Linked DNA regions of Homo sapiens: region 1 is linked to region 2. A link is a loop called in an ENCODE intact Hi-C map of the cell type or tissue named here. Cell type or tissue: OCI-LY7. All regions are shown on one strand. Each heading gives the region's core, and the rest is flanking DNA. Links, peaks and the distances in the headings are about the cores only. Region 1 overlaps KCMF1 (potassium channel modulatory factor 1). Region 2 overlaps DNAH6 (dynein axonemal heavy chain 6).

Region 1 (12,183 bases), core at 1,928-9,927, 190 kb before region 2:
ATTAAATGATAGACAATCTCCAAGAAGAGACTCTGCATTTAAGCAGTTGAAAAATTGTGCAACCCTTAGAAGAGGATCTTAGATGGCCGGGCGCGGTGGCTCACGCCTGTAATCCCAGCACTTTGGGAGGCCGAAGCGGGTGGATCATGAGGTCAGGAGATCGAGACCATCCTGGCTAACAAGGTGAAACCCCGTCTCTACTAAAAATACAAAAAAAATTAGCCGGGCGCAGTGGCGGGCGCCTGTAGTCCCAGCTACTCGGGAGGCTGAGGCAGGAGAATGGCGTGAACCCGGGAAGCGGAGCTTGCAGTGAGCCGAGATTGCGCCACTGCAGTCCGCAGTCCCGCCTGGGCGACAGAGCGAGACTCCATCTCAAAAAAAAAAAAAAAAAAAAAAAGAAGAGGATCTTAGATGAATACAAAAGCAAGTAAAAAAGATGAACTAGGCTGGGCGCAGTGGCTCACGCCTGAGATGGGTGGATCACCTAAGGTCAGGGGTTCGAGACCAGCCTGGCCAACATTGTGAAACCTCGTCTCTACTAAAGATACAAAAATTAGCTGGGTGTGATGGCGGGTGCCTGTAATCCCAGTTACTCGGGAGACTGAGGCAGAATCACTTGAATCCAGGAGGTGGAGGTTGCAGTGAGCCAAAATTGTGCCAATGTGCTCCAGCCTGAGTGAAAAAGCGAGACTCTGTCTCAAAAAAAAAAAAAAAGATAAACTATAGTATAAGTAACTCAGTGAAAAGCAGAAGTAACCAGAATTATTTTGCTTAAAGAAAATGGTCAAAGGATACTTCCAGATGTGAAACTGCTGGAGAAAGGAAATCTAAGACAAAGTTTATAATGCTTCATAAACTGGGAGCCTAGATCAGGAGTGGAGAGCTGTTTCATCTTCTACTTAAGAATCACAGAGGAAATATAAATCATCCCTTGCCAAAATAAAAAGAAACTCTAGGGTTTGTCTGTTTTTTTTTAGAGAGCTTTCCTTAGTTATTTTTAGAAATAGGAAGAGAATAAAAAGATCTATTAAATATACATATAACTCTATATACGCATATTTTTAAAAACCTATGCCCTGTGTTTAAGGGACAGACTCAAGAGGAGAGAGAAATGGGGTATCGAGACCCGTACAAACACACTCTTCAAGAGAAAACCTATGGCTAAAGAGATTCCACAGCAGAGAAAGAGAAATGAAATAGGGGGAGAGCATGATCCAGGAGCAAGATCCAGAAGAAAGAGAACCGGGAAGCTTAGTAAGTAGGTTTTGCAATATGTGTAGTCTTCACGCAGTAGTCTTACTTGAAACTGATACATTCATTCAGCATTTAAAACATTTAAAACAACCCTTTCTGACTGGAAATCGGCTTTTCTACTTTTTTTTTCCAGGTAGAATTCTGTGAGTCCTGTGATATGTAACAACAAGGAGCATCCACCCATCCTTTCATTATTTATTATTTATTATATGCCAAGATACAGCAGTGAACAAAAATATTTGCTGAGGACACAGCAGTGAATAAAAATTCTTGCCACACAGAGGTCGTCCCTCTAGTGGTTTAATAGCAAGTTCCTTCACTTTTAATTATGTACCTAATGACTTACATATATTACTTTGTCAATCTTCACAAAGTCATGAGGTAGGTGGAAAGTGTGATAAAACTTCTTTTGTGGCTACAGATGATTTAAAGCTGGTTCAAATCTGCCCAACAAAGTGAATAGAAAAATGGGTGAAATATTGTATTTAAAGAGTTCTTTATGAACTTTGTGAAAGAGGGAAGTTTAATTCATTTCTAAAAGTTTTCAGTATAGAGGAACTTGGTCCACTTTGGAATAACTGATTGGTTTGCCTCATTTTAAAGAACTGATCTACACTCTTTTATTTGTTCATAGAAATGCATCCCTGTTCTGAAAACAGAAACTTATCTTAGCAACAATGGACTTGCTCATGAGTGAGCTTAGGAACAGCCTTTCAGAGCCTCTTATCTGGAAATAGAGGAGCTTCTATATTACTCAATCTACTATTATACTCAGCCATGATTAGAGCTGTTTTCTGACTCATAAAATGAAGGAAGAGGAGGTGGATAAAGAGTGCCTGGGACAATGTGGGAATTCAATAATATCTGTTGAATGAATTAAGCAAATGAAAAGAAGGGGACGTTTTCCTAGAGTAATTAGATAAGAGCTCAAAAAGAGAGAAGGGAAAGCGGGGGGGATTAATGTGTGTCTATAACAGACTTTTTTTTTTTTTTTTTTTTTTTGAGATGGAGTCTCACTCTGTCGCCCAGGCTGGAGTGCAGTGGCGCGATCTCGGCTCACTGCAACCTCCGCCTCCTTGGTATAAGACTTCTTGACAGAAGAATTACTGAATAATGAAAGTAGAGGGGGGAAAAAGAAGGCCCTGAACAAGTACTTGTTTTCTACAGGAGAAAAAAGTAGATAAAAATGCTGTACCAAATACCTCTAGGAGTAAGCCACCAGGTGGCAACAATAGCCCAGGAGACCCAGGTTGCAAGTTTTAACATGCAATAGGGTGGTTAGTGGGAAACAGGTGGCTTTGGGAGGCTGAGGGAAACACTTTGGGAGGCTGAGGCAGGAGGACTGCTTGAGCCCAGGAGTTTGAGACCAGCCTGGGCAACATAGCAAGACCTCATCTCTATTTAAAAACACACACACACACACACACACACGCACGCACGCACGCACGCGCGCGCCAGTATTTCCATATACATGTGCAATTCAGTTTAGTTGCTTTAAACAATGCACACTAGATAGAAACTGCTCTGTTTTGAAAATTCTGCAGACAGGTCTGTGGCAGCAAGGCAGAGAGAGCTTGGTTTAGGCTCCAACTTTCCCAAAAAAAGAAAAGCCCTTTTAAGGGAAGGTGATGATTTTTAATCTGCTAAAGACCTAGTCACTGAACTGTTGATTCTTTTACAGATGGATAAACTGAGGCACACAGGCACTAAGTAATTTGCTCCAAAGGCAAAGAGCCATTACATGGCAAACCAGTGATTAAGATAAAGGGTTGCCTACTGAAGCATATCTTTTGATAATAATCCTTTTTTCCCCAGAAGTAGATGCCTTCAGAACTTTATTTATTATGATACGGAGATATATATTTAACACATTGTTTATTGTTTTTCCCTTGACTTCTTATTTTTTAAGAAGATTCTACTAATTACACAACTTCTCTGGAATGAAATCCTGAGATTGAGGAATTACTCTTGAGGCAGGTGCTTACAGATATTTATTTTCAGAGGTTTATCACCAAACAAAACTCTACTTAAAGTCACTATTTTAAGTTCTTACTCTAGAGTAGTGTTTTCTCAACTTTTTGAAAATTACAGGCACAACTTACAGGCAATGCAAAGACTGTGTACCACTGAGCACTGAAAACAGGGTCTAAGAGCTGTTTAGAAAGCCTTCCCATCATATACTCGGCTAATAATATATGCACAGCAACAGGGACCTCTGGCCTGAAAAAGACACACTACATGTTAAGAGAATAATGTCATTTCAAACAATGAAAGGGGGGAAACACATTTAATGTCTCCCCTCCCCCACCCCTGCCTAGGATTTTTTGGTCTACTGTTTAAACATTCTTTTTTTTTTTTGAGACAGAGTCTCGCTCTGTCGCCCAGGCTGGAGCACAGTGGTGTGATCTCGGCTCACTGACACTTCTGCCTCCCGCGGTCAAGTGATTCTCCTACCTCAGCCTCCCGAGTAGCTGGGATTACAAGTGCGTGCCACCATGCCTGGCTAATTTTTGTACTTTTAGTAGAGACGGGGTTTCACCATGCTGGCCAGGCTGGTCTCGAACTACCGGCCTCGTGATCCGCCCACCTCGGCCTCCCAAAGTGCTGGGATTACAAGCATGAGCCACTGCGCCCGGTCTAAACACTCTTATACTGACTTTCTGCAACTGTTTGAGGGAAAGGAAAACTGGAAATCCTTAATGTACTGCAAGATGTATAAGGAGGGAGCAGAATACATACTGTTCGCTAAATGTTTTTTTAATGTTATCTAAACTAGAAATGTCTGCACATGTATTTGTGATAGATTCCCAGTCAAGTAAGGCACATGACAGCTCATTGTACTGAGGTGGGAAAAGATCTGCCCTGGGTCTATATTTTAAGACCATTTCTCATTGACTTAACACTACTATTTCTAGCAACCAAAATTTTTGAGCACTTGCAGTACCCACTTAGTGCTTAGAGCCTAAATGGGGAATAAGGATAAGTAAATAAGCATTTAAAACAGTATGAAGACTAAGGGATAGAGACCTACAGAAACAAAGCCAAACATATGAAAATGATGAAAGATGACTTGTTCTAGCTGGGGAAGTACAACAGACTCACCCTGACACAACTCTTCATACCAAGCAGTTCCTGAAATCCTCGCTAAGACACTGAAATATAACTTCAGGTCCCTTTGTTCTAATGTTCTCCACATATAGAGCAGTTATCCTAAATCCAGTCTCAAAAACTCACCACAAACATGAACTAAGTCACTTTCCCCTGTTTTGTAGGCTAACCAATTTAAAATGTTAGCAAGTCCTCCAAAATCCTACCGTCAACTGTTAAATTACATTTCTTTATGTCTGCTCCAGTTTCTTCACGGATTTTAAAATAAAGGGACCTACAACAAACATAAAGCTCTGTATAGGAGTAGGAATAATTAATACAAAGTATAGAGAATACTCTAGCACTGGCGGAAAAGAGTTGTGGTTTATGTCTGGTTTAGGAGGCATGTGAGTCTGATTTTAGACATGTTTGGTTTGAAGTGATAAGACATGCAAGCTGAAAGGTACAGTAAACAGTTGGTTAGGATGAACTGATCTTTGGGAGACTTTCTCTGAGAAAGGATGTCTTTGTATCACTGAGAGTGATATACGGTAATACGGAAAAGAAAGAAGGAAGGGACTAAGCATAAACATAAAATGAGGAAAATGGATAGTGCTTATACAGTTTGATGTGAATCTCAAACCAAGGTATACAAATACAGTATAATTATACAAAATTTAAAAGTTTTTAAACACTGGCTTTAATATTCATTAACAATGCATCAAGAATGACTGAAATGCAACACACAAAAAACAGTTCACTCATGAAAAAATAGTATGGTAATAACTCCAATCCAGAAAATTCAACAACACACTTTAAGAGCATGTAAACAAATACCAACTTTATCAGGAGTTGACTCTTGCCTGGCTATAGAGATTGCTTACCTGATCTTTGCTTTCCTCGTCAATGAAAAAGAAAAAGAAAAAGCATCATCTCTCTACATTACAGGACCATCACAGGCCCATAAACATAATCCCTTTGCCCTTCCTCTACATTTCAAGAACACTTGAAGTAAAGTTGGTCGATGGTTAGTTATTACTACTGTTTCTCAGCTCCAAGCCCCTTCTGCTGGGTCTAGGAAATGGGTCTCAACCAGTGGCCATGTTGCCCCCTAGGGGTCACTTAGCAATGTATGGAGACACTCTCAGTTCTAACTATTAGCGGGACAGGGAGGGCTAATGGCATCAATTTCAGGGAGGCTAAGAATGTTACTAAACATCCTACAAAACACAGGACAGCCCCCTGGCCCAAAATGTCTACGATGCCAAGGCTGAGAAACCATGGTCTAGGATCTGCCAACTCATTTATTCAGAATCCCTTAGCAGCTTGCTTCCGGTTTACACTCTGCCAATGGGAGGCTTCAGAGGGACAAAAAAAAATGGGAAGAGGTCAGCATCTTTCTGGCAGCAGGTCTTCTTCCATCCAGAGCTCCAATACTAGCGTCTTCAGGCACTCTCATCACCAGCTAGTTGCATCCTGCTCAGAAGGCCAAATACCAACTGTGTGGAGATGTGCAGGTGGGCCTTTGAACTCCTAAATTCTAGTAACTCAAGTTTTTCCTTTTTTGCAATGATGGTTTTACATCTGTACTGTCCAATAATAGCCATTAGCAATTAAAATGCCTTGTCAGGTGACAGGGCCCAGAAGCAGTGATACAATAAGTACACCAAGCAAGCACCAAGTAAGTCTAAACAGCATCCTCCACTAAGAGGAACCAGGGTTCCTCACAGAAATGAAGGATTCTATGGGTTGGGCAGGGCAAATACATGAGCCTGTAATATATCCAGTTCTAAAATGAATCATCTAGAAATGACTAATGAAGAAAGATGGGGACATATCAAAAGTACACAGAAGAAACCTTAAAGGGGTTTCACCAGCCAAACCTGGGACAATTTGAGCATCAAGATAAATAATAAAAGTAATAGACTGGCCGGGCACGGTGGCTCACGTCTGTAATCCAAGCACTTTGGGAAGTGAGGCAGGCACATCACAAGGTCAAGAGATCGAGACCATCATGGCCAACACGGTGAAACCCCACTTCTACTAAAAATATAAAAATTGGCTGGGCGTGGTGGCATGCGCCTATAGTCCCAGCTACTCGGGAGGCTGAGGAAGAAGAATTGCTTGAACCCGGGAGGTGGAGGTTGCAGTGAGCTGAGATTATGCCACTGCACTCCAGCTTGATGACACAGTGAGACTCCGTCTCAAAAAAAAAAAAAAAAGTAATAGATTATAACTCACTGAATAACACAGGAATCCACGACTCCATACTGATATAAAGGAATAAATAAATCAGAAGAAGGAAGCAGAAAAAAAATCTTCCTAGTGGTAGAGACTGACTAGAAATTACATTCCAGCTCCTTACTTCACTGGTACTAGAAGTATGCTGTCCAATATGGTAGCCACTAGGCACATGTCACTATTTAAATGTAATCTGCTAAAATTAAACTAAAAATTCAGTTCCTCAATTGCACTGGCCACATTTCAAGTGCTCATGTGGCTGGTGGCTACTGCACTGGATAGTGGTGCACCGGACAATGACATTTGAGAGACTGAGCCATAATTTTGTGAAAATAAGGTCTAGAACAGTCTTTTTTATTGAAGACAGTCTCAATTTGGTCACCCAGGCTGGAGTACAGTGAGGCAATCTAGGCTAACTGCAGCCTCTGATGCCCTGGTTCAAGCAATTCTCATGCCTCAGCCACCCAAGTAGCTAGGGTTACAGGTGTGCACCACTACACCCAGCTAATTTTTGTGTTTTTAGCAGAGACGGGGTTTCACTACGTTGCCCAGGCTGGTCTTGAACTCCTGGCCTAAACTGATCCCACCTCAGCCTCCCAAAGTGCTGGGATTACAGGGGTGAGCCACCACGCCCGGCCAAGAGCAGTCTTAAGGTAAGATCTCATTTTGTTGCTTTCTGAAACTCTTAAAATTTTGTATTGAAATTGAAATAAAAGACAATTTCAAAAGGATGAAGAGAATAAAAAGAAACAACAGGAATACAATTCTGGATGTGAAAAGCAGAATTAGGTAACTGAATTAGGAGACTGGAAAGAACTGAATCCCAGTATGGGCAAAGGGGAAAGCTAAGAATCCAATTTACAAAGCAAATTCAACAAAATGTCTGGGACTGGCAGCAACATTGCTGGAACCCTAGTTAGGGTGAAGAACTGCTGAAGGATAGAAGATGGATAAAAGGTCTTTAAGAAGCAGTTAAATTTCTAAGTTGCTTCTTCAACATTATGCTGCACTTCAAGTGGAAAGTAGAAGTTTATTCATTAAAGAGGGTCTCTGACCCCCAGGAACTCAAGGCATCGTTGAAAACGGAATAAAGTGCATATTTTATTGAAAACAGAGGGATTAAGTAAGTATATCATTTCCAGAAACAGAAAAAAGAAAGAAGAGGGGGGAAGAGAGAAAGAGACAGAAATCAGAACATGGAAGAAAACTGGAACCCTACTCTAGAAGCTTCAATATCCTCAAAGTAAGAAAAATGGAAGGGAGGAAATAACCAACAGAGTAATTCAAGAAAACTTTCCAGAACAGAGAATAGGAATTGCCAGGCTGAAAGAGCCCCTGTACAGCACGACCTCACTGAAAGGGCATCTGTACAGCAATGTCCCACTTTCTTGGCACCAATTTCCTGTATTAGTCCATTTTCACACTAGTATAAAGAACTACCTGAGACTGGGTAATTTATGAAGAAGAGAGGTTTGACTGACTCACAGTTCTGCAGGTTTAACAGGATGCATGACTGGGAGGCCTCAGGAAACTTACAATCATGGCAGAAGGTGAAGGGGAAGCAGACACCTACTTCACAATGGTGGAGCAGGAGAGAGACAGCACGAAAGGGGAAGTGCCACACACTTTCAAACAACCAGATCTCATGAGAACTTACTATCTCAAGAACAGCAAGGGGGAAGTCTGCCCCCATGATTCAATCACCTCCCACTGACATATGAGGATTACAATTTGAGATGGGATTTGGGTGGGGATACAGAGCCAAACCATAACATATACATACAAAAGTACGCATCAAGGCTGGGCATGGTGGCTCACACTTATAATCTCAGTACTTTGGGAGGCCAAGGTGGGAAGACTGCTAGAGCCCAAGAGTTTGAGACCAACCAGGGCGATATAGTAAGACCTCCTATCTACAAAAAAACTGCCAGCTATTTGAGAGACTGAGCGGGGGAGGACTGCCTGAGCCCGGGAGGCAGAGGTTGCAGTGAGGTGAGATTGAGCCACTGCACTCCAGCCTGGTAGACAAAGCAAGACCCTGTCTCCAAAAAAAAAAAAAAAAGAGTACATGTCAATACTTGCAGTGCTTTCAGTCTTTCCAGTGAGCGACTGAAAACAGGCACAGAGCAGCATGAAAGTTGAGTGGCTTGATACGCATGTTTCCAGCTCAGGTCCAACAAAGCAATGCTCTGCCTCCTTCTTTCAGCTCTCATTTTGTAAACAAGTGTCGTTTTCATGGTCTATTTAGTCCCATGTTTTCACCTTTTTGTGCTGTTTCTTGGTAGTTTCGCTATTTAAATGGCTCCCAAGTGTAGTGCTGAAATGCTGCTAAATATATATAAGATATATGAGATATATATCATGTAACATATATCTCAGATATATGATGTATATATCATATATATCACATAATATATAATATGATATATAATATATATCATATATAATATATCATATGATATATAATATATATTATATATTATATATCATATTATATATTATATATGATATATATATCATATTATATATTATATATATTATATATCATATTATATATTATATATGATATATAATATATATCATATATAATATAATATGTGATGTATTTTAGCAGAAATACACATAAAACAAGGTTACGTATTGATCCATCGAAAAAATGTTATAACCAGAGGCTCAGAGGAACCTCACCCTGAGATTCCTCTAGGAACAGAGGTTCAGTAATTGCTAACTTGGTGTTCATGTAAACTTTATAGAACACAACTAGCGGCTGGGCACGGTGGCTCACGCCTGTAATCCCAGCACTTTGGGAGGTCAAGATGGGTGGATCACTTGAGGTCAGGAGTTCAAAGCCAGCCTGGTCAACATGGTGAAACCCCATCTCTACTAAAAATACAAAAAAATTAGCCAGGCGTGGTGGCAGTGCCTGTAATCCCAGCTACTTGGGAGGCTGAGGCAGGAGAATCACTTGAACCCAGGAGGTGGCGGTTGCAGTGAGATCACGCCATTGCACTCCAGACTGGGTGACGAGACTCTGTCTCAAAAACAACAACAAGAAAAACACAATTAGCACCTATAACAAGAATTAATTACACATACATACATAAAATCACACAATATCATACATTTTCTTTGTAACCTGAGGACACAGTGGTACCTGGGGCCCAGTCCCCGTATCTTATCTGGACTTGGCTGGTCCTGCCCAAGTGATGTCGAAGTTCCTGATCTCGCCTTAAGGAAAAAGGTTCAGCTGATCTCATTTCACCCCATGAGAGTGTCCCCCTCTGACCTGTTCCTGGGAGCTGGAGGTGGGCCAAGTGAAGGGCAGTCCTCTGACTACCCCTGTGCTGGAAATCCAAGCTGGTCCATACAATAACCCTGCTAAACGCTCCATATATGTTGGGTCCTGAGTTTCCAAGGTGCATTTGTGACCTTGCCCAATGATTTCTCCAGACTCTTGGAAACTCGGGGAAGCCGAAGGCAGACTCTGTTCAGCTTCTCTTCTAAGGGCTTCCACCTAATAGTGCAAACTGCTCTTTCCTCACATGGTGAGACCTGGGCTTGCTATTCCATGTTTCATAACTAAACAATATGTGGCTCAGATAGAAATGGATATACTGGGAGTAAACCTGCAGAGAAAGGGAAGAGGATTATCAAAACAAAGATCCAGTTAGTGGATATGGACATGTGGATGAGATGTTCTATTTCTTTTTTTTTTTTTTTTTTTTTGAGACTGAGTTTTGCTCTTGTTGCCCAGGCTGGAGTGCAGTGGTGCGATCTCGACTCACTGCAACCTCTGGCTCCCGGGTCCAAGCGATTCTCCTGCCTCAGCCTTCCTGAGTGGCTGGGATTACAGGCATGTGCCTGGCTAATTTTGTATTTTTAGTGGAGATGGGGTTTCTCCATGTTGGTCAGCCTGGTCTCAAACTCCCGACCTCAGATGATCCACCTGCCTTGGCCTCCGTAAGTGCTGGGATTACAGGCATGAGCACCGCGCCTGGCCGAGATGTTCTATTTCTTAATATGAGTAGTGGATGTGTGGACGTTGGTTTTATTCTCTTTTTACTAGATACATACTTTTGTACACTCTTCTAAATGTTATGACACATTTCACACACATACATAAAAATTCCATTCTCAAAGAAAAGAACTGGCTGGCCATATGTCTTTAAAATGGCAAATATTATTTAGATTTTTTTTAAAAAGACATAAACTTCTTAAAAGAAAATGAGGGCCGGGCGCGGTGGCTCACGCCTGTAATCCCAGCACTTTGGGAGACCAAGGTGGTGGATCACAAGGTCAGAAGATCGAGATCATCCTGCCTAATACGGTGAAACCCTGTCTCTACTAAAAATACAAAAAATTAGCCGGGCATGGTGGCGGGCGCCTGTAGTCCCAGCTACTCGGGAGGCTGAGGCAGGAGAATGGCGTGAACCTGAGAGGCAGAGCTTGCAGTGAGCCGAGATGGCGCCACTGCACTCCAGCCTGGGTGAGAGTGCGAGACTCCATCTCAAAAAAAAAAAAAAAAAAAAAAAGAAAATGAGAATATTTAGTGGGTAAGGCCTTTCTAAGCAATATAAGGAAAGTGAAACTATAAATAGGGGAGGGTGGAGCACACTGTAAATTTGATCATAAATAAGTATAACACTTTAATATTGGCAAAAGGTTCCATAAACAAACTCAAATGACAACAAGTAGGGAGAAATATCGGTAACAAATATAACAATGGGCTCCTAAACATTAAGAAAAAGACCAGTAGGAGGGGAAAAAAAATAGAAAAATAGGAACTGATATGTGACCAGGCATTACTGAAGAGGAAGTATGTCATTCAAATACATGCTTGGTAAATAAAAGAAGTATGCTTAGTTAACAATAATTTATTGTATATTTTCAAATAGCTGGAAGAGAGGATTTTGAATGCTCTTAACACAAATGAGTGATAAATGTTTGAGGTGATAGATAAGCTAATTACCCAGATCTGGTCATTACACACTATATGTATTTACTGAAATATCACTATGGGCTGGGTGTGGTGGCTTATGCCTATAATCCCAGCATTTTGTGAGGCCAAGATGGGAAGACCATTTAAGGCCAGGGTTTGAGAACATCCTGGGAAACATAGTGAGACCTCATCTCTAGTTTATTAAAAAATAAAAATAAAAAAATAAAAAAGCAAAGTATCACCATGTACCCTAGAAATATGTATAATTATCACGTGTCAATTAAAAATAAAAAAAGTTAGGCCAGGCACAGTGGCTCATGCCTGTAATCCCAGCACTTTGGGAGGCCGAGGCAGGTGGATCATCTGAGGTCAGGAGTTCGAGACCATCCTGGCTAACACGGTGAAACCCTGTCTCTACTAAAAATACAAAAAATTAGTTGGGTGTGGTGGTGGGCGCCTGTAGTCCCAGCTACTCAGGAGGCTGAGGGAGGAGAATGGCATGACCCCAATAGGCGGAGCTTGCAGTGAGCTGAGATCGTGCCACTGCACTCCAGCCTGGGAGACAGTGTGAGACTCTGTCTCAAAAAAAAAATAAATAAATAAATAAAAAAGCAAAATATCACCATGTACGTACCCTAGAAATACGTATAATTATGATGTGT
Region 2 (11,888 bases), core at 3,889-11,888:
TACCAGGCATTGCGCTGAGCTCAGGAGACAGTAATAATATATTAAGCCCTGTCCTCCAGGAACCTTCTAGCTATGAATTTATGTTTCTGGGGTCCTTAGTCTCAGGTTCAGAGTAGGGGCATTTTTTAATCCTTTGCCATTTTAGGAATTCCCTTCTTTTAACTTTTTTGCCCAATATAAGTCTTTCCCTTTTTTGCTTTCCTTCTTGTATACCTCCTCCCTTCCTCACACACGGCCATTAATACTAACTGACTTCTCAGGTTCTGCCATGTCGTGGCTCAGAACTGGGACCCACTCTGGTAAGGTAGATGGTTCCTCAAGGCTAAGTAATTGAGTTCTTACATGTGCTGGTCAGTGGCACCTACATCATTGGACGAGGAAAGCCCTAGACATGGCGCATCCACTGCTCCCCTTCCTCAGGCAGATGTGAGTTTCAGGACTCTCACTACCTACCTACATCAGGAGACCAATGGGATTGACATCTAGTAGAATTCTTCTCTTTCTGCTCCCCCATCCCCTTCACCAAACCCTTGACAAAAGTTCTGTTGTTGGAAGAAACTTGGTCCTTATAGTAGCTTATTTCTTCACTCAAAGAAGTATTTGGTGACTATAGTCACCTTTAGGGGAAAACTAGAAGTCAGTCTGAGTTTCCCATTAGTTGTGAAAATCTCTCTTTGGGAAAGATGATTTAAGAACAAATCTGCAATTAAGTGGTTAGAAGACAGCCCTGAGAGCCTCTTCCTGAATAAAGCCCTCATGAGGGTTCAGAAAGTGTTAAGAGGGTTAAGAGCTACTTCAGTGGTTTTAAGCAAATGGCATTTAAACATTTTCCATCTGTCTTTAAAAGCTTTACTGTTCACTAGTCAGATTCGTGACATTTGCTTGTATTTGGGAGGCTGAGGTGGGAGAATCACTTGAGCCCAGGAGTTTGAGGCTACAGTGAGCTATGATTGGGCCACTGCACTCCAGCCTGAGCTACTGAGGGAAACCCGATCTCAAAAAAAAAAAAAAAAAAAAAAGCTATAATTGTCAGTGTCTTTCTAGACAGTGCTGACCTGTTCATTGTTGGAAAACTACAGTAATTACTGTACATGTAATAGTTTAAAAATCTTGGATCTTTCTCCCCAGGACTAGGGGATTTGGAGAAGGTAGGGTGAGGATATCTGAGGGGAAAAAAAAGGCGTCAAAGAGATAAATTCCCAAGGTAATTTCAAGAACTGGGTAATTTCTGCCCTTCCTGGCCAGCTTGAACTTTCAGGTTATCTGCCTTTGTCTTGAAACCCTGAGGTGTAAGAGAGCTGGGGAGGGCGCCATGCTGTGTGACCCTCCTCCAAATACCTTCTCCTTCCACTTGCGTACAGAGGGAAGAGTAAAAAGACCTCCACACGGCCCACTCTGTCCACCATCTTTGCTCCAAAAGTCCCTACCCTGGAAGTACCGGCACCAGAAGCCGTATCCTCAGGGCACTCAACGCTGCCTCCCCTTGTGTCCCGGCCTGGAAGTGCCGACACGCCCAGTGAGGCCGAACAGAGGTTCCGGAAGAAGCGGAGGCGGTCACAGCGGAGGCCGCGACTCCGGCAATTCAGCGATCTGTGGGTCCGCCTGGAGGAGAGGTCAGGCGAGTAGGCTGGGTCGGGTTGGCATCCACCTTTACCCTAGTGAGCGGACCCAGGAATGCCCCTCACACTGGTTGCAATGGGAGCCCCCCTCATGGAGCAACCTTTCCCTTTCCTCATGACCCCAGGCACCCTTTTTCTGTCCACTGTGACAGAAGCGAATCCAGATTTAAGATAGTTGCTTCAAGCCAGGGCAAGGGCAACATGTTTATGCTTGTTAAAGAACAAGTTTCGGGGTAGGATGAGTCTGTTAAAAGTGGAAGGCATCTGGAAAGGTTGCAAAGAACTAGATATTTCATATCTTTCTCCATGGCAGACTTAGGGAGAATGTCATAGACTTGCAGAGCTGGAAGCAGCTCGGTAGGAATGGGCATGTTTAACCCCCACATTGTAAGGGAAGGGTCGTGACCCTACACCAAATGTAGTCTCAGAGATGGCTGGGGAGTAGACCAGAGGTGGATAGGCGAGCCTGAGTCTGCAGGGCACAAGGCTTCTGGAAGAACTACCCCAGAGAGGCTGGGAGCAGGAATCCAGTTAAATTAATCTCAGCCTTATTGAGTCCCTCCTTTGTGCCTGCTGTTGTGTCGGATGCTATGTGTGTGGGGCCAACCAGACACGGGCCCTGCCTTCATGGAACTTGCAGTCTGGTGAAGAAGATGGATTTTTGAATAGATAATCTGCAGTGGAAGTGTAAGCTGCTGTGGGTGTGTGTGTTTGTGGTGCATGCATATGTGTGTGTGTGTTGGAGGTTACTACTTAGGGTCAGAGGTCAGGAAAGTCTTCCCTTGAGGAAGCATCCTTTTGGCTTATACTGAGTAGAAGCCAAAGTGGAACCTTGTGAATAGAGCTTCTGAGTCTGGATCAGTAGACGCAGGGATTCAGGGCCTGCACAGGTGCTTAATAAATGTAGAATGAATGAGTGAGTGAGTGAACAACTGAATAGGGAAGGAGAAGAGTTGAAGGCAGAGGGAACAATGTGAAAGCCTGGTTGGAGGGAACGATTGCGTTAAAGAAGCTGAGATAAAGTAATTCTGGCTGGAGCCTGGGAAGTGAAGGAGTAATGGGGTGAGATGTGTCCAGAGAGGTAAACACGGAGGGAAGTAGGGAGCCATTGAAAGGTTTGAAGCAGATATGTGATATGCTGTGTGATCTGCATTTTAAATGGACAGAAGCTGGCAGCCAGATGGGACCTGGAGAATGGGGACAGCTTCTGATGGTGTTCATGTCCCAGGGTGACTCATGAACCATCCTCCATTGACAGAGGAATAAATTGACCTGTTTAGTACTTTTTCAAACAAGGCCATTGGTGACTACGGGGTTGGGCACTTTATACCTCAGCTGAGTTGAAAGATCTGGGTAAGCCTGAGGTCATGGGCCCCTCAGCTTGAACTGTCTTGACCTGGTATGCCTATATGCTGTGCACATCAGGCCTGGACTTGGGCAGATGAGAGAGGCAGAGACCCAGGGAGGAATCTGCATGGTCTGGCTCTGCCTCTGTGGTGGCCAGTGAGGAGGGTCCCTGCCTAAGATTGCCCAGAGACTAATGTTAGCAAACTTTGAATTCGGCCTTATACGAAGACTTTCACTAATCTTTGAATAAAGAGCCAAATAGCCAGGGACAGTTAGCCAGTCTGCTGGTCTTAATATCCTCTGCCATTTGGTTTTCTGGTAGCAGTGGCCAAAGACATGAAAGAGGGCCAGAGATATAGGAAGCCTATTAATATACTAATACCCATTCCTGTCTATAAGGAGGGGAGATGAAGAGAAGCTGTGTGGGCATTTGGGGGCCTTGGCGTGTGCAGTGGTTTCTGCTGTGACTTCAGACTCTGTCTTTCTCTTTGCCTCCTAGTGACATAGTCCCGCAACTCCAGGTCCCTGTCCTGGACAGGCACATCTCCACTGAACTGCGGCTCCCTCGCCGTGGGCATTCCCACCACAGCCAGATGGTGGCCAGCAGTGCCTGCCTGTCTCTCTGGACTCCTGTGTTCTGGGTGCTGGTGCTGGCTTTCCAAACAGAGACACCCCTCCTGTAACGACTGGAAGCACCAGGCTAAGAACCTGACCCCTCGGACTTGAAGAATGGCCATTCCTGTACTCCACATTCTGGTCTAGCCTTGTTGGGCCCAATCCAGAAGAGACTGCTCTTGAAAAAGCGGCCCAGTGTTGATTCTTCTCTTTCCAAGGAATGTGACTTTGGGTTATCCAACTTTGGGGGCAGGTGTACAGTTTTGTAACATAGTGAGTTGTGTGAAAATAAATTATAAATGAGTTGTATGAAAATAAATACCTTTTTTTGTATAGATTTTTATTCATGATATATATATATATCAGGCAGACAACTTCTTCTCTCACACCCTCTGAATCCTTCCACTGCCTCCCCCTAGGCCCTGCACTTCTCAGCTGCAGCTCTGATCCCTTCAGGCCCTGGCTTTGTATCCTGACCCTTTCTTCTTTCCACTCTCTTTCTTTGTGTCACTCTTGGTTCTGGATGCAGGGGAGTCAGTGGGCCACGGAACTTGTGGTCTGCACCTCTCTATTCAAGCTCTGGTGAATAGGGTGCTCCCTGTGTCCTGAGAGATGCTTTTATTTTGTATAATGTGTGTGTCTCACTGACATGCTGGAGGCTGGGTGGGGGGGTTGGGGGGCGTGGGTAGGCTTTGTCAGAGGTGCTGTGCAAGAAAGTGGTTTTCAAACTACCCCCAATCCCCATTTTGTTATTTATTATTTACATGTTTATTGTCAATGTCTTTTCTAAATACAAATCTTATTGGGACTCTATAAAATGTGTAAGAGTAGAACTTCCCCAGTTGAATCTGAAATGGGAGCTTTTAACCCTGCCCAGGTGATCTCCCTCCCCTAACCACCATGGTTCCAGATCAGGGTCTCCCACCTGTGGCAAGTGTCCTTTATGGTCCTGGGCCTCTGAATAGCCCATAAAAACCCTGGGTAGAAGGTCTGTCCAGGACTTGGGTGGGGTCAATAAGAAGTAGTTGTATTTGTCCCCTAATCTGGCTTAGGGTAAGGCTGATTGCCTGGGTTTGTAGCTCTGGCTTCCCTTCCTTTTCTGAGGCTTTTGTGGGTTCATGTTCAGTTATTTCTAGGGCCCAGAAGATCTCAGTGGCCTTACTAAAACGGTGTGATGGCACTCAGGACCCATGTCCACCACTTTGGTTCCATTCTGCACCACCTGTATTGCAGGCGTAGGCGGGCAAAAACTCCCAAATCCCCTCGCTGCTATGTTCGATTCTCCTAATGAGATACACTCATGGGATATTTGGAAAACAAAAGTGGGCAGAGGGAATTTTTCTTGAGCAGGGGGCGTGGTTATGTGCAGGCTTCAGCAGACACAAGTTTGTGCAGTAGCCAGTCTCTGCAGCCCCCTCTATTCCCCTGCTTCAGCGTGAAGTAGCTGTGAGGTTGGCATAATTTTTCCTTCAGGGTTCCCACCTTGGAGTACAGATGCTGTGATGCCTGATATCAACTCTTTGACTTCTGCAGTGGCAGCCATTCCTGTGCCCATGTTAGTACCTATTTCTGCTTGAAACACCAAGAGTAGTTTCTGATTTGTGCACTGATTTCTGGTAAAAGTGGTGTTCCCTGCTTCTCTGCGACTTGAGTCTGCTCTTAACTTCGATAGGTATGGGGATGAAGTGGGGAGGCAGAGATAAACTGGGAGGGTAGGATCACTGTGGCTGACTCTGTTCCTCCAATTCTTTGTAAGAGGGTGGTATGGCTCCTACCAAGGGCTCAATCCTAGCTGGGTGATTTCCTTGTTTCTTGGGTCACATTATGGCCGAGGAAGCAGGCAGACCATTATTGGCAGGACTGACACAAGATGGTTTGTCACAGTGGCTGCTCCATTTGAGAACTGACCCACCAACCTCTGCTTTTGAGGTGGCAGAGGCTCAAATGCACCTGGCTGGGACTTGGTTAGTTTTCACACAGATTCATCCTAAAGTGGAAGGGGAAAATCCTCCGTACTTGGGCAGGATTGGCCTGCCCTTTTGTGAAAGCACAGGCTCTTCCAAGGATTGTGATGAAGCCCCACAGAACAGGGAACTGACATCATAGGCCAACTTCTTCTTATCCTGCTCATTTGCTCTACCAGTTGTGCTCACTGCATCAACCTCCCATGCACTGGACTCTGAGAGCCTTCATCTTGTCTAGAAATGGAAGCACCTGGGGCCTTTCATATCAGGGTGAAGAGGAAAGGAGCCTGTGAGGGGAAGCGAGTGCTGAGTCCTTACTCTTCCTGGGGGTCCCAGAAAGTAACTGATGGGAAGCTGCCTCTCACTTAGGGTGGGGGAGCAGGCTTAACAGGTGGGTTGTTGAACCCACTGCTTCTACAGCAGAGCTTGGATTGCCAACAGAAAGAACTCAAACACTTTATTTTAAGGTCATAAGAGAAATAAAAGTCACAATACGTTTAAGTCAAATCAGAATTAACACCGTTTTGCTCACATATAAATTATTCAAACCTTTTGCTCCCATTAGGAAAGATCTCTGGCCTGGTTCTTTTTCAGGGCTGAGGTGGCACCTTTTCATTCGCTCAGCTGGCAGAGCAAAGCTGATCCCTTGGCAATCCAGTAGTCTTTGGACCGCTTGGAGGGTAACAGGACGGTTACCACAAAATTGGTTGAATGTCCTAATTAAGGATATAGGAAAAAAAGGTTGTTACTTAAGAGAATAACTTCCTCATACAAAGAGAGAGGCTACAAAGAGTCAAGACATCTGGGTTCCAGGCCTGACTTGCCCCTAAAGATGCTGGACAAATAGTCCTTTATGGGTCTGTTTTATGCTCTATAAAATGAAGATTTTAGAACAAATAATTCTTTAGGACTTGTCCAGCTTAGACTTCATAGAATTTTTTTTTTCGAGACAGGGTCTCACTCTATCACCCAGGCTGGAAGTGTAGTGGCGTGATCTCAGCTTGCTGCAACCTCTGCCCTCCTGGGTTCAAGTGATTCTCCTACCTCAGCCTCTTGAGTAGCTGGGACTATAGGTGCGTACCACCATGCCTGGCTAATTTTTGTATTTTTAGTAGAGGCGGGGTTTCACCAGTTGGCTAGGCTGGTCTCAAACTCTTGGCCTCAAATGATCCGCTTGCCTTGGCCTCCCAAAGTGCTGGGATTACAGGCATGAGCCACTGCACCCAGCCTAATAATTTCTTAATAACCAGGATTCAAATGAGTTTCATATCTTGCAACAGTGATGTGTCTCTTAAATCTTTCAATTGGTAGGTTTCCCTCTGCTTCTTTTGCCGCCCCCTTGTAATATATTTGTTGAAACAACCAGACTGTTTGTCCTGTTAAGTTTCCCAGAATCTGGATTTTATGACAGCACTGCTGTGGTGATTTTAAATATATTCCTCTCTTCCTGTAAGGGGTGGTTAGATCTAGAGGCGTGACTACATTCAGGTTTGAGGTTTTTTTTCCCTTTTTTTTTTTTTTTTTTTTTTTTTTTTTGAGATAGGGTCTCATTCTTTTGCCCAGGCTGGAGTGCAGTGGTTTGATTATGGCTAACTGCAGACTTGAACTGGACTCAAGCGATCCTCCTGCCTCAGTCTCCCAAGCGGCTGGGACTACAGGCGTGTGCACCACACCTTGCTAATTTTTGTATTTTTTGTAGAGACGGGGTCTCGTCATCTTGCCCAGGCTGGCAGGTTTGAGTTTTATGGCAAGAATAATTCTTAGGTAGTAGGTACTTCTATCAGGAAGCACATTATGTCTGATTGTCTTTCTTTTTTGGGATATTAGTGGCCATTGATGACTACTACATAGGACTACCCCTCTTTTAAATAGCTGAAAAAGAGTTTCTTTTGATCCTTGTACAAGATGGGGTTTCTGTCACAGTTTCAGATAATGTTAGTTTGTTGGTCCCCTCTCCTTACTGATTTGTAAGAATTCTTTATGCCAGGCTTCTATAGTTTGGATGTTTGATCCCTCCAAATCTCATGTTGAAATTTGATCCCCAATGTTGGAGATGGGGCTTAATGGAAGGTGTTTGGCTGATGGGGGTCAGATCCCTGATGAGTAGATTAATACTCCTTGGAATGGGGGGTGAGCTGTCACTTTATTAGTTCTTGCGAGAGCTGCTTGTTAAAGAGTCTGGCGCCTCCCTCCCATCTTGCCTACTTCCTCTCTTGCCATGGGACCTCTAAACACCAGCTCCCTTTTGTCTTCTGCTATGAGTGGAAGCATCCTGAGGCTCTCACCAGAAGCAGATGCTGGCACCAGCCTGCAGAACCATGAGCCAAATAAACTTTTCTTTAAAGTTACTCAGCCTCAGGTATTCCTTTATAGCAACACAAACACAAACAAAGACAGTTGGATTTTTTTTTTTTAATTGAGATGGGGGTTTCACTATGTTGCCCAGGCTGGTGTTGAACTCTTGGGCTCAAGTGATCCTCCCACCTTAGCCTCCTGAGTAGCTGGGACTACAGACACATGATACCACACCTGGCTAGACAGCTGGATTGTTTTCAAAATAGAAGGTCAGTGATGATTAATTTAGCGCCTCTGTATGTTCAAAACTGTCTTTATTCACTTCCCTTTTGAAAGATGGTTTGGTTGTGTTTTGAATTCTGGTTCAAAGGTATTTTCCCTCAACCCTTTGAAGGTGATTCTCCATTATCTTTTTATATGCACGGTGGATAATGGGAGTTGACTGATATCAATCTGATTCTCATTCTCTGGGATTTCAGTTCCAGCATATATTATACATTGTCTCTTCTCTTTGGTTATTTTGAGCATTTTTTTTTTTTGGTCTCTGACAGTCTTAAGTATCACTTTGGTATATCTAGGTTTCTTTGAAGATTTGATTACTTGTAGGTTGCTAAAAATCATTCCTTCCACTTTGTGAGACCTCACAATCTAATGATTCAAGTGTTTCTTTAGTTTTGGGAAATTACCAGCCATTATTTTTTCAAACATTCTCTCTCCTCCATTCTTTATTTTCTCCTTTCAGGTTACCTAGAAAACAAGAAAAATGTTGCAATTTCTGGCTCCTTCCACAGGGTCACTTCTTTCCCCTCTCACTGTGCTGTATTCAAGGCGATTTTCCCAGTTCATTCTCTCTTCTCATTCTTCAGCTGTCCCTTGGTGTATCTGTTGAGGTGGCTTTCTTTCTGTCTGGTTTCTTTTTTCAGGGCTGTATCTCAGTTTCAGATGCACTCAGAGTTTTGCATCAGGGCTGTCCATTTATTCATTTGTTTATTTACTTATTTATGATGGAGTTTTCGCTCTTGTTACCTAGGCTGGAGTGCAGTGGCCCAATGTTGGCTCACTGCAACCTCCGCCTCCCAGGTTCAAGTGATTCTCCTGCCTCAGCCTCCCAAGTAGTTGGGAATACTGGCACCCGCCACCATGCCTGGCTAATTTTTTGTATTTAGTAGAGACAGGGTTTCACTATGTTGGTCAGGCTAGTCTTGAACTCCTGACCTCAGGTGATTCATCTGCTTCGGTCTCCCAAAGTGCTGGGATTAAAGGGGTGAGCCACCTTTCCCGGCCTATTCATTTATTTTAAAATTTCTTTTATGATGAGTAAAAATGGATTTAGTGAGAAAAAAGAGATTTTCGTGTCTATTCAGGCCGCCATTTTGAAAGTGGAAGTCTCTACTTGTTAAACTCTATTTTCTACTCCTTGGATTCTAATAGAAGCAAGAATTAATTCTATAATATTAATCTATACTCAGAACAAATAGAATTTATAATTACATTTACGAATTTTGTATGTTATAGGTGGCTTCATTTTAAGTCTAGTTTATTGGCCCAAGGGAGATCTTGAGCCAATCACAGCTTAGTGTTTGGACTTTGATTGAAGATTGCATTTGGTCATTATTTGAACTAATCTTAAGAACATCCTCACCTGTGGTTGAGAGTGTTCCTGCCCGGGCTCCTGTTTTATAAAGTGGGCAGTGGTAAAGTGTTGGGCTTGGCTTATAGTTTTGTTGTGGTTCAAAATGCACCACAGGCAGCACTGGATTCATCTGTCCGGGCAATGCATCTTCTATCACCATCTCCTTATCATCCCATCGAGAAGCATCCATGAACATCCCATGAACAAGAACACCATCCTCAGGAGAGGGCAACTGAAAGATACCCACAAGTCTCAAAGTGAGATGGGGGAAAAGGGATCAGCAGGTGTGAGCCACTTCCTATGTCCCACATCCTCACCAGGTAATTCTAAAAAACACTCTATACATTGCTGTTATTATTCACATTTTAGAGAGGTCAATCCTGAGGCTCTGAGAGGCAAAAAAATGTAATAATAATGTGATGACTTTTCCCCTTTTCATGGGAGGTGGAGGAGTACTGAGATCATCGTCTGTTATTCTTAGCAAGGTTTTTCAAGGATTTGGATGCCCTCCTAGAAGACAGATTATATATCTGCAATAATATTTGCAGAGTGCCCATGGACAATTCCTTTTTGTTCTTTCTCTCTTTTTTAAAAATTATGCTTACTTTTAAATGTTTGTATTAAATAAGAAAGAGGGAGAGGGAGAGACCCTGCCCATCAGATTCCTGTGATGTGATTGGATGTCTCCACCGGTGCACACTTTTTTTTTTTTTTTTCCAATTGTGGGCATCTGAGTCATCCTTCCTCAAACCCTGAGTGGATTTGGCCATTTCTGGCCCGAGGTCTTTGGATAATTGGAGCCTCACGTCTGCAGGCAGAGGACTAAGCTGTTTGGATAATATGTAGTGCATTTTATAGTGAATAAAAGGATGGTAAACTAAATTCTTTTTAGCTGGTCTTTGCTTTTTGGTGTCCTAACCTTTCTGTTTCTTGGGTGCAGCAGGATGGGACTTCCTGTTTTTGGGCTGCACATATGTTTATGCAGGTTTGCCTGAAAACTATCCTGCTACCTACTGGGTGTCCACCAACTGGGCATCACCCAGAGGGAGCACCTTTTCCTATGCTGCGCCAAGGCGGCAAATGGGCTGACAGTGGTCTTGCCTGTTTGCAACAGAGATAAAGCTGTTTAAACACATACCCTGTGTTTAGACCAGTATATGTGCTGGTCACATGACACTGGCTGTTTCTTTCACACCACACTACTGGCCTGTCTCCTGGTCTGTTGGTGGCAGACATTTGCTAGGTGGGCCAGGAGACAGGCCAGTTAGACAGTCTGAAGTCTCCCCAGATCTCAGAGATTGTAAGGCATTGTCATGGCTCAGCGCACATGACCCAAGCAGAGACATGGTATGAACTAGGGTGGAGGGACAGAGCCCTGGTGGTCACTGTAAACTTCTGTCTGTCAGAATCAGCCTCTGTGGCAGATGGAGTGTGCTGAGCATGGACCAGGGCAGGCTGGTCCCGGAAAGCTCCGGTGGGGGCTTTTATGTGGGTGTTGCTTTACCTTCCTGGAGCCTCAAGTTTTCCTGACATGGGAAAGTTGACACTCTCTTCTTAAGACAAGAAGGATCTTAAAATAATATGAGGTGCAGACATGTTAACAATTGCTCCAGCACATGCAGCTGGTGAAAGGTAGTGTCAGAATTCAAACTCAGGCTTCTCTCGTTTTTAAACCCTTGCTTTTAACTTCTTGCTATATTGATTCTGTAAGATGAAGAAGGTTACTAAAGGTAGCTAAAAAATAAAAAAAATATTGCTTTAAAAATATTTCTATAACTTAGACTAGTTTAGGCAGTTCCCATCTGGTCATTGCTAATTGGGGAGCTTATCTTGGAGGTGTGATTACTACCCTGCCCTTCCTGCTCCTGCCAATGGGAGGTGGTGGGGGAGTGGGGCATGGAAGGTTGTCTGAAATCTTCAAAGACAGTGGGATAGAAGCTGCTTTGCCATAACAGCCAGGTGGACAATACCTCCATGTCCATGGGCAGTTCTTGTCCAAATTGCACTGTCTTGGCAGCTTCTATCACTGCAGCTTGATCCCGATAGGTGGGAATTACGCTGTATTTGAAACTCAGCTCATCTATAGGCAAATTGTATTTTCGAGCATGATTTTGAAGAGTTCCTGTAATTGTGAAAATCGGAAAGCTGCGTTCAAACAACACTGCTACTCCCCAGGCACTATTCCCCTTCATCCAAACCAGGCTGCCCTGGCATTAGAGAGCCTTCCCACCACAGAGAAGACCCAACTCTTAATACCTTCCTCTGAGTTAGTTCACAGGGTCAGGAAGCCTGCGGGTCATGTTGGGAGGTAAGGGCCCAAGGGATGGACAAGCTCTGGTCCTGGCTGGGAAGGGAGGGAAGGCCAGTGTTCAGTGCATTGCCCTGTCATGAGGGAGACAAACCAGTGAGGCAGTT

What was found. Peaks named below come from ENCODE experiments on the same cell type or tissue, not always from the same donor. Only the 100,000 strongest peaks of a DNase experiment are listed, where the experiment ranks them.
Region 1: a loop joins it to region 2, with 4 times the contacts of the local background. A loop is called at or near these places in 1 of 110 quality-filtered maps.

What each region holds. Positions count from the first base shown.
Region 1 is chr2:85,005,227-85,017,409 of GRCh38, reverse strand. All of the region lies in intron 1 of KCMF1 (potassium channel modulatory factor 1), which reads right to left. Among named protein-coding and RNA genes, the nearest start is that of KCMF1, 40 kb to the right of the region's middle. RefSeq lists an enhancer at 8,136-8,185. In OCI-LY7, for the core only: CTCF peaks have their summits at 2,467 (motif pointing right), 5,229 and 5,450 (motif pointing left); DNase peaks (open chromatin) are centred at 2,479 and 8,169.
Region 2 is chr2:84,813,678-84,825,565 of GRCh38, reverse strand. DNAH6 (dynein axonemal heavy chain 6) reads right to left here. Exons shown (of 77, transcript NM_001370.2): 75 at 11,444-11,595; 76 at 9,483-9,705; 77 at 5,977-6,261. The coding sequence ends at 6,158. TRABD2A (TraB domain containing 2A) reads left to right here. Exons shown (of 7, transcript NM_001277053.2): 6 at 1,362-1,613; 7 at 3,466-3,900. The coding sequence ends at 3,649. Among named protein-coding and RNA genes, the nearest start is that of TRABD2A, 61 kb to the left of the region's middle. RefSeq lists a silencer at 7,966-8,115 and an enhancer at 8,266-8,315. In OCI-LY7, for the core only: no CTCF peak of the experiment used is centred there; DNase peaks (open chromatin) are centred at 8,115 and 8,735; H3K4me3 peaks cover 772 bases; H3K27ac peaks cover 1,888 bases.